2 separate regions of the Homo sapiens genome follow, and region 2 is linked to region 1. The links are chromatin loops, found by intact Hi-C in ENCODE. Cell type or tissue: HepG2. All regions are shown on one strand.

What was found. A loop is a pair of places that touch in the nucleus more often than their neighbours do. Peaks named below come from ENCODE experiments on the same cell type or tissue, not always from the same donor. Only the 100,000 strongest peaks of a DNase experiment are listed, where the experiment ranks them.
Region 2: a loop joins it to region 1, with 6 times the contacts of the local background. A loop is called at or near these places in 2 of 110 quality-filtered maps.

The regions. Positions count from the first base shown.
Region 1 is chr12:96,211,508-96,219,507 of GRCh38, forward strand. The region is part of intron 1 of ELK3 (ETS transcription factor ELK3); the gene reads left to right. Among named protein-coding and RNA genes, the nearest start is that of ELK3, 21 kb to the left of the region's middle. In HepG2, a CTCF peak has its summit at 3,862 (motif pointing left); DNase peaks (open chromatin) are centred at 3,894, 4,596 and 7,954; H3K4me3 peaks cover 507 bases.
Region 2 is chr12:96,011,798-96,019,797 of GRCh38, forward strand. It overlaps LTA4H (leukotriene A4 hydrolase), which reads right to left. Exons shown (of 19, transcript NM_000895.3): 7 at 7,371-7,443; 8 at 6,966-7,106; 9 at 5,760-5,783; 10 at 5,247-5,317; 11 at 3,786-3,897; 12 at 3,058-3,202; 13 at 1,953-2,056; 14 at 1,391-1,461. Among named protein-coding and RNA genes, the nearest start is that of HAL, 19 kb to the left of the region's middle. In HepG2, a CTCF peak has its summit at 4,077 (motif pointing right); no DNase peak of the experiment used is centred here.

The DNA of each region.
Region 1 (8,000 bases):
TGTGTGTGTGTGTGTGTGTATCAGTTTTATGTATGTGAATATATTTTAGGTTGAATATATGAGATTGCTGGTATTTAACTAGTTTTGATCTCTAAAAAGAATAATTTCTTACAGTTCAACTTAATAGTTGTGATATTATGAAACAATTTGAAATATATCACAATGTGATATTTATAATGAAATATGATTGTAGCTTATTTTTGTACGTTATTTATCAAAGCCTAGCAAGTTAAAATTCATCAGGCAGCCTTGGACCACTAGTAACCATATTTACCTAAAATAACTTGTGCTTTTCCATTGACCTTAATCACAGGAAATACAAAATAAAAACTTTTCTGTGTCCAGTATTATGAAACAGTCTTTAATTTTCATTGTGGATTTATTAATAGCTTTATTACATCTAATGAATCATTTTTCTGATCCAAATGACTACTGTTTAGGAGAATCTGCTTAGTATTTTTTCCCTGTTGAATTCACAATGTTAATTACTTTGGGGAGGAACAAAAATTCTGAGTTTTCTTGGGCGATAAGAACCTCAGTGTTGTTTCAGAAGGCAGAGTTGGGCTGCAGTACTGAAGGTTAAAACAGAGCTAAAACACAAGACAAAATGAAACCAGAGCTGCAGTGACAAAGTGGGACAGATGTAGGAGGCCAGGTTTCCTGTGGCCCATTTTCCAGTTTCCTGCCTGCAACCTGCAGAAGAAGAGGAAGCTGAATGTTACCAAGTATGAGAACTGCGGGACGTGCTTCAAGCTAGAATTAAGAGAATGCAAACAACACAGGCAACAAAAACAATTGCAAAGAAAGTGAATGTTCAGGTTTTAGTCCAAAAATGTCTGGGAAGGAACAGCCCATCTGTTTAAAGAAAAAGCATTGTCAGCAGAGCTTGTCCTTCCATGTGAGACTCTGAGGGGGCCTAGGGACTGCCTCAGGTTGTAGGAACCTCTGTTTTTTATAGCCCCACTCATCTTTCAAGACATGGTCTGCTGTTTTAATACAGAAGGTTACCTGAAAAGATTTTCCCTGCAATTCCCAGGACTTCTAAATCTGTTTCCTGGGGATGTTGTTATAGGGGGGAGGTGGATGTGGTTAACCAAGCAGCTCTAATGAACGGCAGCCTCAATTTGGGAAGGCCGGGTGACCAGTTGGCTGCTTTGATCTAGGAGGCTTATATTCCTTTAACCACCCAATAAAATTTTTGTCTGATGTTTTCAAAGAAGAGATTAAATGAAGATGTGTGTGTGTTGAAGACTGCATAGTGCACACTCTGTGTGGCTACCGGTGAGCCACGTGGCGGGATACAGGACTCAAAGAAGATCACACTGGAGAAGGGAGTGAGTTCATCTTTCTCGCGGGGGAGGGGGAAGCAAAATAAAATTATTTTTTCTAGGCTCTTTAGCTCATTTTGGAAGAGTCTGTGAAGTCAGATCTTACAATACCCATCTTAGAGAAATCGAGAGCCAAAGAAATTGTGATTCATTACACACCTTTTAATTGAGTACCTATTGTTTGTCAGGGGCTGTGTTGGAAGTGCTGGGTAATGCAAGTGAAATGATGGCTAAAAATAAATAGCTGTTTATGTGTTGTGGAAGGCTTCATATAAGGCATATACGAAGGGGGCATAGAAACCTTGTTGAAGGTTTAAAACATATATAAGCCTTTGGCGCAGTGCCATGCTTTTTCCACACACCATCTCATTTAAATTGCCTTGCTGCTTTGTGCTACAGAGAAATAGGGTGTGCTTCTGGGACAATCAGTTATTTCTTTACCCTGCAGATTGACCACCTCTTCTTCTCTAAGCCCAGAAAGAACAAACTCTATCCCAGGAATCTTAAAAAGTTTTGGACTGTTAGGGATCAAGAGGTACCCACACGAGGCAGCCTTGGATGGAAATAGGCCCTTTTCTGTCTTACTGTGGGCCCGCTCTGAAAATGTAGGATAACATAGGGCTGGGTTGTATGGTGGTTATTAGGGTGGGGTGCGGTGAATTCTGTGGGAAAAAGTCGAATGGTTGTAAGACATTTTCTCAGCCAGTGTTAACGAAGCCATCATTTACTACTCACCCATATAAAAGTCACTGACAAACCAATTGAGTTACTTCTAATTTAGCCAGAGACAGCATAGTTCCAGAAGGAAAGAGGGGTGTTCCTACACACAGTAAATTGCATATGTTGTTATTTCAGTGGTTGTCAGTGATTTCCTCTGAAAAATCTCTCTTTTTTTTTGTTTTGTTTTTGAGACAGGTTCATGCTCTGTTGCCCAGGCTGGGGTGCAGTGATGTGATCACAGCTCACTGCAGCCTCAAACTCCTGGGCTTAAGTGATCCTCCTGCCTCAGCTCCCCAAGTAGCTGGGACTACAGGTATGTGTCACCACATCCAGCTAACTTTTGTGTTTTTTGTGGGGATGGGGGTCTCGTGTTGCCCAGGCTGGTCTTGAACTCCTAGGCACAAACTGTCCTCCCTCCTCGGTCTCCCAAAGTGCTGGGATTACAGACATGTAATCCGTTCATTAAAAACCCAGTAATCCTTGCATTGTGCTAGATATTACATTGTGCTAGATATAACATGTACAGGCATGTAATCCCAGCAACCTTTCTCTTTCCCAAGATGGAAGAGTTATTTAAAAAACATTGCAGACTGGGCCAGACACGGTGGCTCACGCTTATAATCCCAGCACTTTGGGAGGCCGAGGTGGGTGGATCACCTGAGGTCAGGAGTTTGAGACCACCCTGGCGAACATGCTGAAACCCTGTCTCTACTAAAAATACAAAAATGAGCCGGAGGCAGTGGTGTGCGCCTGTAGTCCCAGCTACTCGGGAGGCTGAGGCACGAGAATCACTTGAACCTGGGAGGCGGAGCTTGCAGTGAACCGAGATCACACCACTGTGCTCCAGCCTGGGCGACAGAGCAAGACTCTGTCTCAAAAAACAAAACAAAACAAACAAACAAAAAAAAAAACAGCAAAAACCATTGCAGACTGTAAAGAGTAAGTAAATAGGTGAGCAATACCTACTTTTGTTTACCTTTTTTAAAATGAACAATTTGTAGATATTCACAGAATGCAAATACTTGTTAATAAATGAAAAGCTTGGGAGACATGAAGTTGGCCTCATGCCTTTTTTATACACAGTGATAATGATCAAAATAATTTAAATGTCCTTTGAAAATAAATTTAATAGTCTTCCAACTCACAGAAATAATAAAAAACTTCAGAACTTGTATAAGTTTTTTTTTCAAATATTATCCTTATTTACTTAATACCTTACACTTACTCTGTGCTGAGTTATTGCAGATCCCTAATAATATAAAATGTTGTCTTCCAGTTCTTTGACTGAGGTACAGGGTTCATTTTCTATAATGAAATGGCTACTACCCTTTGTCTTAGACAATGATAGTATCATGACATGGAAATGCATAGCAGATACTGGCAGAGGAGTTGAACTCAGCAGAATTTTCAGTAAGAAGTGTTCAAATCCATCTTCATTTCTCTAACCATGCAAAATTTAACAAACGAAAAAAGACATGGGTACCTCATGAGCACCTATTTTGTTTATTCCTTACCCAGAAGTTTTTCTCCTTTTCTTGGGCTCTCATTGCCTTTTTTTTTTTTTTAAGTTGCCTCGTTTCTTATTTCCCACCACATAGAAGCTTAAGAAAATCAAAGCTAATTCTGCCCCCTCAACTCCCACCTCAGTAAAAATGAAACAAGGAACATGCAAAGGGAAGTGCTAGGTTGCCATCAGTAGAAAGAAGAACAAATAAGTGGGCATTTCGACTTCTAAGAATGGAGGCAAAAACCTCATACTTTGCATAAGGGGTCTGTGCGGCCCTTGCTCACATTAAGACGTCGGGCGCCACCTTGTGGCCGACAGGAAGGAGGTCAGCTTCCAAGAAGAGGCCAGTAGCTTTTCGGTGACAGAGGCAGGAGGCAGCTGGGACACCTGAAGCTGGGATCGTGTCATGTGACCTGACAGCTCTCACGTAGGCGGAGGCGGGCACAGCGTAATGAGAATGATCAATATTTCTGTCAATAGCATCTTTCTTTTTGAGGCTCCGTCGGATTAAAGAATGAATCAAAGTTAAATAAAAACATGGGAAAGACTAAAGAGGGACATAAAACCTTTTTTTTTTTTTTTTTTTTTAAAGAGAGATGGTCTCGCTCTGTCACCCAGGCTGGAGTGCAGTGGTGCAATCACAGCTCACTGCAGCCTCTACTTCCCAGGCTTAGGCGATCCTCTCACCCCAGCCTCTTGAGTAGCTGGGTGGACAGGCGCGGACCACCAGACACAGCTAATTTTTGTATTTTTTGTAGAGATGGGGTCTTACTCTTGCCCAGGCTGGTCTCGAATTCCTGGGCTCAAGCGATCCACCCACCTCGGCCTCCCAAAGTGCCAGGATTACAGGCGTGAGCTATCACGCCTAGCCTCAAAACTGTTTTCATAACTGCATTCTTTAAGTGCAAAAAGCTGAAAACAGAATAAGGGCAGAAAATAATCACTCAGAGTCTGCAAAAATGTCCCTCCCCTCTGTGCCAGAGGTCAAGCGTTTTACTCTCGGCCTCTCTACTCTGTGTCTTTTGCCCTGACCAGCCCGTGAATGCCCTCCTGTAGGGCCCCATCTGCAGCGGCTATGAGCGGTGTTGTCATCATTGTCCCTTGGCTTGTCATTTAGAACATCTTTCTTTCTTCGCTATCTGACCCAACAGCTCTCATGTACTTGACTCTCCTTCCTGCTCCAGAGAAACCACATAGATGGGAGCCGAATGTACCCCAGGGAAGGAGAGAGCCCCAGGGACCCTCTTTGCTGAGGTCACACAGCTTGGAGGCCTCAGGGTCAGCATTTAAACCAGTGTTTGTTAAGCTGGAGTCGGAGAATCAGTGCCCTAGCATCTGAGTTTTCTGCAAGCATTTACGATTTTTTGTGCTTTCATATTTGATGATAGACTACAAAACAGAAGCATACTCCAAGTCACCTTATAAACCACAGTCGCCATGTGGCTGAAGAGTCTCCCTGGATTTCAGTGCCTGTGTGGGGCTCATTGCCTAATGGACAAAGAGCCCAGGTGGGTGCTGTAGCTACACAATGCCTTCTAGCCTGGTGAAGGCCATGTGACTCCACAGCAAGCTCTGTGAGGAGGATTCCCTGTAGCTTAAAAGGTAATTGTAGTTAACATTTAAATAGCACTTACTTTGCCCCAGGTGTAGTTTAAGTGCATTATTAGTAACTTCTGTAACTCTTACAACAACCCTGTATGATATGATACTTTTATCATATCAGTCCCATTTTACCTATGAGGATACTGAGGCACAGAAAGGTTAAGTAACTTCCCCAAAGTCCCACAACCAGACAGGACGAGTCTTTGCTGTTGAACCCAGAGAGTCAGGTGCCAGAATCTGCGCTTACCTTCCAAATAGACAAAAGTGCTTCACTAGCACCTGCTTTGAGTTATAGAAAATAGCTAAACAGCTGGATGCGATGGCTCATGCCTGTAATCCCAGCACTTTGAGAGGCTGAGGCAGGAGAGTTGCTTCAGGCCAGGAGTTGGAGACTCCTGAGCAACATACAGAGATGGTCTCCACAAAAAATTAAGAAATGAGCAGGGCGTGGTGGCACATACCTGTAGCCCAAGCTACTTGGGAGCTAGAGATGGGAGGATTGTTTGACCCCAGGAGGCTGAGGCTGCAGTGAGCCAAGATCGTGCCACTGCACTCCAGCCTGGCTGACAGAGTGAGACCTAGTCGAAAAGAAAAGAATTATGCTTCAGTGAAAAACTGCATTCTTGACTCTAGAGAAGACTCCCTCCGGATGATGTGATTCTGATTTTTTGGAAGGTATTTTACAACGTTGTTGACTATAGGTAACTGATCATGAAATAATTCTCGTCTATAGACAGCCAAATTCTGTCTTACAGAGTGCCATTGACTCCCACCCCTAGTTTTGCCTCCATTTAAGCATTTATTTCAATGTTCTTCTTCTATAAATGCCTCTATTATTCAGATGCTTTTTTGAACTCATTATAACGTCTGCCTGGTTCCCTACTGAATTATGAGTGAAATAAAATCTCGAACGTGTTCATTTTGATATCTGTATGAGAGCCATGATTTAACCCTCTTTTGAAAATTATTTTTTAACAAACCAATTCCTCAGCTGGGCACAGTGGCTCACACCTGTAATCCCAGCACTTTGGGAGGCCGAGGCGGGCAGATCACCTGAGGTCAGGAGATCGAGACCATCTTGGCCAACATGGTGAAACCCTGTCTCCACTAAAAATACAAAAAAATTAGCTGGGCGTGGTGGTGCGCACCTGTGGTCCCAGCTACTTGGAAGGCTGAGGCAGGAGAATCGCTTGAACCCGGGAGGCAGAGGTTGCAGTGAGCCGAGATCGCACCACTGCACTCCAGCCTGAGGGACAAAGAGAGACGCCGTCTCAAAAAAAAAAAAAAAAAAAATCATTTGTCAACACTGAGAACGAAAATCACTTTTCCTCCTCCTCCTTTAAAGGAGGTATGCATATGATTCACGTTTGACAAGCTGCTCTAAATCATCTAACTTCACTCTACCATGGCAGATCACAGCTCTGCATTACAAAGGGAAAGGAGTTGGGGCAAGTAACAGGTGGTTTTGCCCTCTGGAGTAGGAGTGGGTGGACCTCAGCCCCCTGTGACCATGGTCCTGGTCAGTGCTGGTAGAAATGGTGAGAGACCAGCCAGAGACGGGAAGGCCCTGCAGGCTGCAAGGTTGAGGTGAGGTCAGAGGAATCCAGAAAGTATCAGATGTGAAGGGGGCACCTCTTCCTGTAAGAGCAGCAATGCCTTTAAAAGCAGACTGATGGGCCTCAGTATGAAAGCACAGAGTTCGATTCTGCAAAAAGAATGGCATTAAAATACCTGATAAAATTTTGTACATTCAAAATAAGGTCTGATAAGGACGGGAATAATAGACTGGGGACTCCAAAAGTGGGGAGAGAGGGAGGGAGTGAGGGCTGCCAGATTACCTGTTGGGTGCAGTGTTCGCTATTTGGGTGGTGGGTATGCTAGAAGCCCAATCCCCGCCATTATGCAGTATACCCATGTAACAAACATGCATGTATACCCCCTGAATCTTAAAAAAGTGGGGGTCTAGGCAGGGGAAAGATAAGCATTTTTTTTTTTTTTTTTTGAGACAGAGTCTCGCTCTGTCACCTAGGCTGGAGTGTAGTGGCGCGATCTTGCCTCACTGCAAGCTCCACCTCCTGGGTTCACGCCATTCTCCTGCCTTAGCCTCCCGAGTAGCTGGGACCACAGGCGCCCGCCACCACGCCTGGCTAATTTTTTGTATTTTTAGTAGAGACAGGGTTTCACTGTGTTAGCCGGGATGGTCTCGATCTCCTGACCTTGTGATCCGCCCGCCTCGGCCTCGCAAAGTGCTGGGATTACAGGCGTGAGCCACCGCGCCCGGCCAAGATAAGCATTTTCTCATTAGATAAAGGGAATTTTAAAAAAAAGATTTCTAGCATGCCTTTTATGTGTTCTACATTTTTGAAGCTCAGAGTGGTGGGAAATCAGCTAAGTAAAGTTAGGCAGATGAAACATTTTAACTTAGAGCAGGCCTCCATGTGCATAATAATCTATCAAACATAAATCTCAAGTACCACCACTTTTTCAATTGTTGATTTAATAAAAGCCACAGTGTACTGTCTGAATTACTCACATTCCTTAAAGTGGCATCCAGATAAATGGGCTTTATTGTACCTGCCTGTTAAGACATTGGACTTCATTAAGGATTCTAGGTATCAAGGAATTAATTTAGAAAAAAAAATCGTTTAAATTTTTTTTCCGGTGAGAGAGATACTCATATAGATGAGTTTACGAAAATCTGTAGTGTTAGCGGTTATTGGAAGGGCGTACCTCCCAGCATGATGGTACAAAGTCTGTGTTTTCCAACACCCCAGAGGGCAAAATTTCCAACTGGCAGAGGCGCAGTGGAATGTACAGTGTGATTGTATGTGAAAATAGTTGTG
Region 2 (8,000 bases), 200 kb before region 1:
TCTCTCAGTTACTCCTTTCTTTTCCACTGCCTTTGTATGACTTCAGGTCCTCATAATCTCTAGCAAGGCTGTTGTAAAAATTAACGAGATAATGTATGGCACTTCTTAATGAAGTGCTAGGAAAAAAATCTAAAGTATTATTTTTGCTGATACCTTTTTTAGACGTTAAAAGGGTTTACTGATGATTTGTGCCACCTGTTTCCAACACAAAATTCGAAACATTCTATCGTAATCACCCCTCCCTACCTGAGCTCCTGTTTCCCACCACAGCCTATGATAACCAGGACTGCCCAGTTAGTGGGGCGCTCTGACCACATTTGTTCCATACTCAGAACTCCCAGTAACTTCTCAACCAAACACTTCTCGGCCTGGCTGTTTAAAGTGCTTTACAAACAAACATGACCAGGCCTCATCTTGTTTCTTAGCTTCTCTCCTGCTGCTCCCTGAACATCAATTAAACTGGCCTGTTTAGTGTAAGAGAAGCTGGTAGGCAATTTTGGTGATCCAAAAGAAAGGCAACAAGAGAACATGCCATGGAACATGCCATGGTCAGTGTCCTCACACAACTCGTGAAAGACCAGGGTTCAGGTCCGATTGAAGGAGGGGGTTCAGTATAAAAAGCAGTATATTGAGGCCGGGCACGGTGGCTCACGCCTGTAATCCCAACACTCTGGGAGACAAAGGCAGGTGGATTGTTTGAGCTCAGGAGTTCGAGACCAGCCTGGGCAATATGGTGAAACCCTGCCTCTAGCAAAAGTACAAAAACAGCCGGGTGTGGTAGTGCGCATCTGTGGTCCCAGCTACTTGTAAGGCTGAGGTAGGAGGATCACTTGAGCCTGGAAGGCAGAGGGTGCAGTGAGCTAAGATCACATCACTGCACGCCAGGCTGAGCCACAGAGTGAGACCCTGTTTCTAAAAAAAAAGAAGGAAGAAAGCAGTATATTGGAGGCAATAAGACTGCCAGGGTTTGAATCTCAACTTTTACTACTCACTAGCTGTGCAACCTAGGGCAAGACACTTTACCTAGCTAAACCTAACTTACCTCCTTGGGAAATGGGGATAATAACTTATAACAGTGTTGTAATTAACATAATACTTATAAAATATTTTTATTGCAGAAGTTTGAAGGAAGATACAATAGCTTATTGTCTAAATCCCTCACCATCCTTGTGCAGAAAGGAGGCACTCAATTACTTGAAGTGAAAAACCATATTTGTAAACTGCAGAAATTATTCTTTTGGCCTCAGGGTTAAGGCCAAAACACCTAAGAACTCTGCTTTCATCATTTACTAGTAACAGTTTCAGGAAGGCATACTATTCTTTCAGATATTTTGAGGCTCTCTAGGAGTTAGGAGAATGAGAAGGAAAGCATTAGCAGGCAAGTACTTACTTGGGCTTTATGGGAGGCAGTCCAGGAGAGTAGAGCCAGGCATTCCAATCAACTTGATTGAGAACATCAACCTATGAATAGTAAGAATTCACAGTTTACAATAGAATGCCCTTTCCTGTCAAAAAAAAATTTAAACTTGTAAGTCCTTAGATATATAATTTTGTCTAATCTGCTATATCAAGATAATTTCTAAATCTTTTTTAAAAATTAATATTTTAAATTGATAGATCATAATTGTGTATACTTATGTGACACAATGCGATGTTTTGATATATGTACTCAATGTGGACTAAGTCAAGCTAATATATCCATTACCTCATCTAACTCTATCTTCTAAAATTTATATTCATCACCATACTATTGATGACTTCTCTGAAATAGGAAAATTCTACAGGTAGTTCATGTGGTTAAGATCACATTTAAAATAGAAAAAATATGCAATGAGAGGTTGAGTCCTAAAGTTCTGAACCAATACTACTATTAGATAATACAAGTTAACCTAATCAGTCAATAAATAGAGATATATCGAGCATGAAAAATAGAAAAGGTTTTTAAATCCAACCTTATCTTTAAAATAGGAATACAGGAAATCCTTCCAGTCATCAGTAGTTATGCTCTTATAGGAAAACTTCTCAACATAAGCTTTTAAGAATCCTAGGAAAATCTCTAAGAGTAAAAAAGAAAAGAAATCAATTCATAGAAAGGTAATTATTTGACATTTTGTGTGCGTGTTTGGCATTGTACTATTAACCACAGAGAACAGAGAACATTCAGAGAATAGGGAAATCTACGAGGACTTTCAGAGTGAAAGAATGTTCAAAAAAGGAGGTGGGACTTAAGTTGGGCCTTGAAGAATATATGTAATTCAGTGGAAGGGAGAAGAGAAATTCTAATTATAGGTAAGGGGATAACACATGAAGACACAGAAAAGGAATGCATAACCCAAGTTCTAAAAGCAATAACCTTCACATGACTAGAAAGGAGAAAAATAAGACTGGACAGGCAGAATGGATCCAGGTGACAGACAGCCTTCCAAGTCAATCAACCAAGGAGAACACCTCAATGTCCATCAGTGGGGGATGGGTACATAACTCAGCATAGCTTTATCATGAACTAGTATGATGGCATTAAAAAGTATGAAACAGATTTATATGTACTGACACAGAAGGGTGTATGTGAAATATCGAGCAAAACAAAACACAAATGCAGAGCCAATATATAGCATGACCCATTTTTTGTAATTAAAATAATTACATGTATTTATTTGTCTGCTTGTTAATTTACACCTAGAAAATGATCTGGAGCCATTTACACCAAACTGCTAACAGTGGTTACCCCTGGGGAGTGGAAAGGGGTTGATGGACTCTCACTTGTTACTCTTATAAACTTCTGTACCATAGAAATGTTTTCAGGGAATACACACTATTATCCTAATTTCAAAAACTGATGAGATTTTTTAAAAAATGAAGCAGCATAATTTAAACCTTAGGGGTTATTAATGGTTTTAAGTTGAGAGGTAACTCAGAAAACAATACAGATTTCTTCAGCAGCTACATCCAGAATGAATTGGAAGTATTAAATGGAACAAAACAATAGTTTACAATTCTTCCTAATTCTCACATTACCCTCAAAAAGAAAAAAAAAATCATAAAATACCAACTACTTACCTGGTCCTCCAAGCAGTTGTTCAAGGTAAAAAAGTAAAGCAAAGCCCTTCTCATAGGGAACTGAAGAATAAGCTACATCAGGGTCTATATCTGTCAGATCAACCACAAGTTTGGTGAAAGGATGTGTCTCCCCAAATGTCTTTACCTGCAAGACATGAAATAACATGGAGAAACATATAGAAAGACTGCTATCACCACGCAAATAAGCTAATAAGGAGGTATTACTTCACTCAGTGGTGTAACTTTAGGGGAATCTAAAACTTGGAGACTGGAACACTAGGATATGTTGGCATAAACTTCTGGAAGTCTATTAATAGAATGCTTACTTAAGTAATATTCTCTGTTGTTTCTTGCTCAATAATACAGGCTTTATTCTTATAAAAAGACTAGAAAAATGATTTAATGCCTGGTCAGCAAATTTGGCTTTCAGGAGACAACACTTAAAAATGACATACCAAATAAGATGCAAACATAGTAAACAGCTATATTAATAGCAAAGACCCAGTGAGGTCCCACAGCTCCCTATTTAGACCAGGTCATCAAAACTACCTTACATAGAACAGTGAACAGTGTGGATCAACACAGTGTTATACCAGCATTGACTTCACTTTCCACACTTGTAAAAATGACTTTTTGGTTGCTACACAGTAAAGACGCTTTTATAAAAACTCAGTTTTTAACACCTATACAACTTTGGATGAAGGTTTTTAAAACTTTGACTCCTTTACCGAATTCTGTAGTTCTCCCCATCCTCCCAGAGCATTAAAATGTCTGAACTTTTCACCAAACAATCGTCCGCAAATGTGGCGTTCCAAGTACACAGTATGTCCCTCATTTAACCTGAAAAAAAAATATTTTAATAAAAACACGGACACAGCTGAGAAGAAAAGACATTTCAATCAAGATATTTTCTTTTTGGCTTTTCTACAGAGGAAAGCAGTTGTAAGGCATGACCACTACAGTCTAAGCCGACTCTGGCTCCCAGGCAGTCAATCCAGAGCAATGGGAAGCCCAGCCCAGCAGATGGCAGCAGGGAAAGTTAAGCCCTGCTTCTGCTCTTGCATGTCCCTATGTTAAAAGTGGGAGTATATCAGGAATTAAACTTAACACCTAGACTGAACCTAACACTCCTAACGCTGTAATAAGTGTTACAGAATTTTTAAGAACTATCCTTGTTGGCCGGGCATGGTGGCCCACGCCTGTAATCCTAGCACTTTGGGAGGCCGAGGCGGGAGAATTATCTGAGGTCAGGAGTTCAAGACCAGCCTGGCCAACATGGTGAAACCCCGTCTCTACTAAAAATACAAAAATGAGCTGAGCATGGTGGCGTGCACCTGTAGTCCCAGATACTCGGGAGGCTAAGGCACAAGAATTGCTTGAACTGAGAGGCAGAGAGATCACACTACTGCACACCAGCCTGGGCGACAGAGTGAGACTCCATCTCAAAAAAAAAAAAAAAAAAAAAATCCTTGTTGGCTGGGCGTGGCGGCTTATGCCTATAATCTCAGCACTTTGGGAGGCCGAGGTGGGCGGATCACTTGAGCTCAGGAGTTTGAGACCAGTCTGGGCGACATGGTGAAATCCCATCTCTATAAAAAATACAAAAATTAGCCAGGCATAGTGGCATGCGCCTTTAGTCTCAGCCACTTTGGAGGCTGAGGAGGGAGGATTGCAACCCTGGAGTTGCAGTTAGCAGAGATTGCACCACTGCACTACAGCCTGGGCCACAGAGTGAGACCTTGTCTCCAATTAAAAAAAAAAAATAGCTGGGCATGGTGGCTCACACCTGTAATCCTAGCACTTTGGGAGGCCAAGGTGGGTGGATTGCCTGAGCTCAGGAGTTCGAGACCAGCCTGGGCAACACGGTGAAACCCCATCTCTACTAAAATACAAAAAATTAGCTGGGCGTGGTGGCGCATGCCTGTAATCCCAGCTACTCGGGAGGCTGAGACAGAAGAATCACTTGAACCTGGGAGGCAGAGCTTGCAGTGAGCTAGATCGCACCACTGCACTCTAGCCTGAGTGACAGAGTGAGACTCCATGTCAAAAAAAAAAAAAATCCTTGCCTACCTAAGAGATGATAACAAAGAAAAACAAGAGATACACACAAAACAATTCAGAGTGGTAGGAGGCAGGGAAAAAAAAATCAGCAACATGAACCAATAAAGAAATAATAACAAAAATCTTACCAAAAGTGATCCCAAGTTTTGTTGGTCACTAGATTCCCTGTCCAGCTATGAGATATTTCATGTGCAATGACCTAAAGAAAACAGTGTGATTAATAGTAAGACTGATTATCTTAACCTAAAATAACCCATTCTACTGTAAACACTCCATGTTATTCAATTTTTAAAAAATATTAGCTGAGATATTCAGGGAGTTACTCAGTTCAGCAAAATCTTTAATTTAACCAAAGACATACACACACACACAAATATGGCATAAAGTAATTAGAAAACAAAAATTACTTAGAAAATATTAAATAGATATATCACTGCATTAAAAATATTTCATAAATATATGAAGAGATCAAACCATAAAATTTCCTTAAATCTATTACATCTAATTGTTAATAATGTGAGAAGAGTCCCCAAATTGTCCATTATAACCATATCTTTAACATAAAAATACAAGGGATATTTTAAAATCAGTTGACGTAATACTTCTTGAAGGTAAGGCCATAATGAAAAAGTTTAACTTACATTGGAGAGTGACTTGTCGCCTGCCTACAAAAAAAGAAAATTACCTTAGTATTTTAGTAATCGAATTACAGACTATCTAAAAGACTGCCTACCTAAATACTTAGCATACTGGCACTGGTGATCCACTGTATTTCTACTACAGCACTTCAAAGAAGGTAAAAGAGACCTTAATTGAAAAAACAAAAAAAATACAGAACTAAAAATTAGCATCATTCTTTCTTGCCCTAATTCTAGGGAATTTTTGCAATACAATGAAAGCCAGTCTATTTGTGTCTAACTTCCATGAAACATTTCTTCTACTTCCATTTTTATATCTGCTCTTATTTACCCATCACTTTCTTTCTCTCCTATTACCCAAAATATATTTAATAAAACTTTAGAGTGTCCTATGTGTCCTGTGCTGTATTTTATTTATTTTATTGCTAATCCATCACTCATTTTGGTTCTAAGAAGAATTTAAAGTAGCTCACAGGCATATTAAACATAGCAGCGTTCTATGGCCCTAATCCTTTCCTGTACATGGTGTACTGATTTTTTTTTTAATTGTACCTACACACCAAGTGTAATTGGTATAGTCTGATTGTCTGGATACATAATTTATCAATGAATTGTTGTTACACAGCACCCCCATGCCCAACTCCCCAAATACCGTGAACATAATATTCTCCTTCTCCAAATGGCCTGATTATTTTCCTTTCAAAAACAAGATGGAGGCCTGGTGGGGTGGTTCATGCCTGTAATCCCAGCACTTTGGGAGGCCAAGGCAGGTGGATCACGAGGTCAGAGGATCGAGACTACCCTGGCCAATATAGTGAAACCCCATCTCTACTAAAATTACAAAAATTAGCTGGGCATGGTGGTGTGCACCTATAGTCCCAGCTACTCAAGAGGCTGAGGCAGGAGAATCGCTTGAACCCGGGGGCAGAGGTTGCAGTGAGCTGAGATTGTGCCACTGCACTCCAACCTGGGCAACAGAGCAAGCCTGTGTCTCAAAAAACAACAAAAAAAAAATGAGATTGTGATAACCACAATAAACAATAAAATTAGAAACAAAGGTTACACGAACAAGAGAAAAGATTTTTATACATATATACATTATTAGGACTCTAAGGTTCTTTACATATATATACATATTATTAGGACTCCTAAGGTTCTTAAGTTTATTTTTGAAACGTCAATTTCAAATGAAGAAACATTTACACTTACCAGTAGAGTAGGAGTTACAAAAGTAAGGCAAGGATTCTCCATGCCACCATAAGGGAAGGATGGTGGCAGGACCAATAGGTCATACTGTCCCCATACATACGGTCCTCCCAGATCTTCTGCTATTTTAAGCATAGATTCAGTCTGAAAAATCAACATATATATGTCTGTATGCCTTAATTATCACCATTGTACATTTCTTAAAATTGTATATTGCTTTCTATGAAGGTTACAAGTTAATGATTTTTATGTTAAATGAAAATGATAAAAAGAATGTAGCAACTACACATCTACATAAAAGACAATCTGGTTCTTTCCCCGTATCACTTAAAACCATCACATTTCACACTCAAAATCTTCAATCTACTGTCTATCACAATGATTACAAAGGATAACTAAATGACCAACCTCAGAAAACTCATAAGCAGACTTTTCCACCTGCTCTTTCTCAGACCACACCAAAGTTCTTGGGCCAATTTGCCTGCAAGATTAAAAAGCTTAATAAAAAAGAAATTCATGGCAAATGATTCATCTGGTTCTAAAAAGTAGTTAATGTCTTGTAGACAAACCTTTACAGTGAGAGTGCATTTACCATGTGCCTATGGGAAAGGGATGAGGTTACATGGCGTGAGCTGCAAACCTGCTGTTGTATATGCAGCAATAGATATGCAGCTCTCTAAGGAGGTACAGGCTGGGCCAAAGGAAAAAAACCAAGACATAAGGTGTCCCCAATTAGTTTATTGCCTCTTGTAAGACCTCTTGAGGGTCTCATTTCATCCCTCAATTTCACAACTATAGAAACCCAGTCACAACTCATAAGAAACTATTTTTTTTTTTTTTTTTTTTTTTTGAGACGGAGTCTCGCTCTGTCACCCAGGCTGGAGTGCAGTGGCACGATCTTGGCTCACTGCAAGCTCCACCTCCCAGGTTCACACCATTCTCCTGCCTCAGCCTCCCTAGTAGCTGGGACTACAGGTGCCCGCCACCACGCCCAGCTAATTTTTTCTTTTTTTTGTATTTTTAGTAGAGACAGGGTTT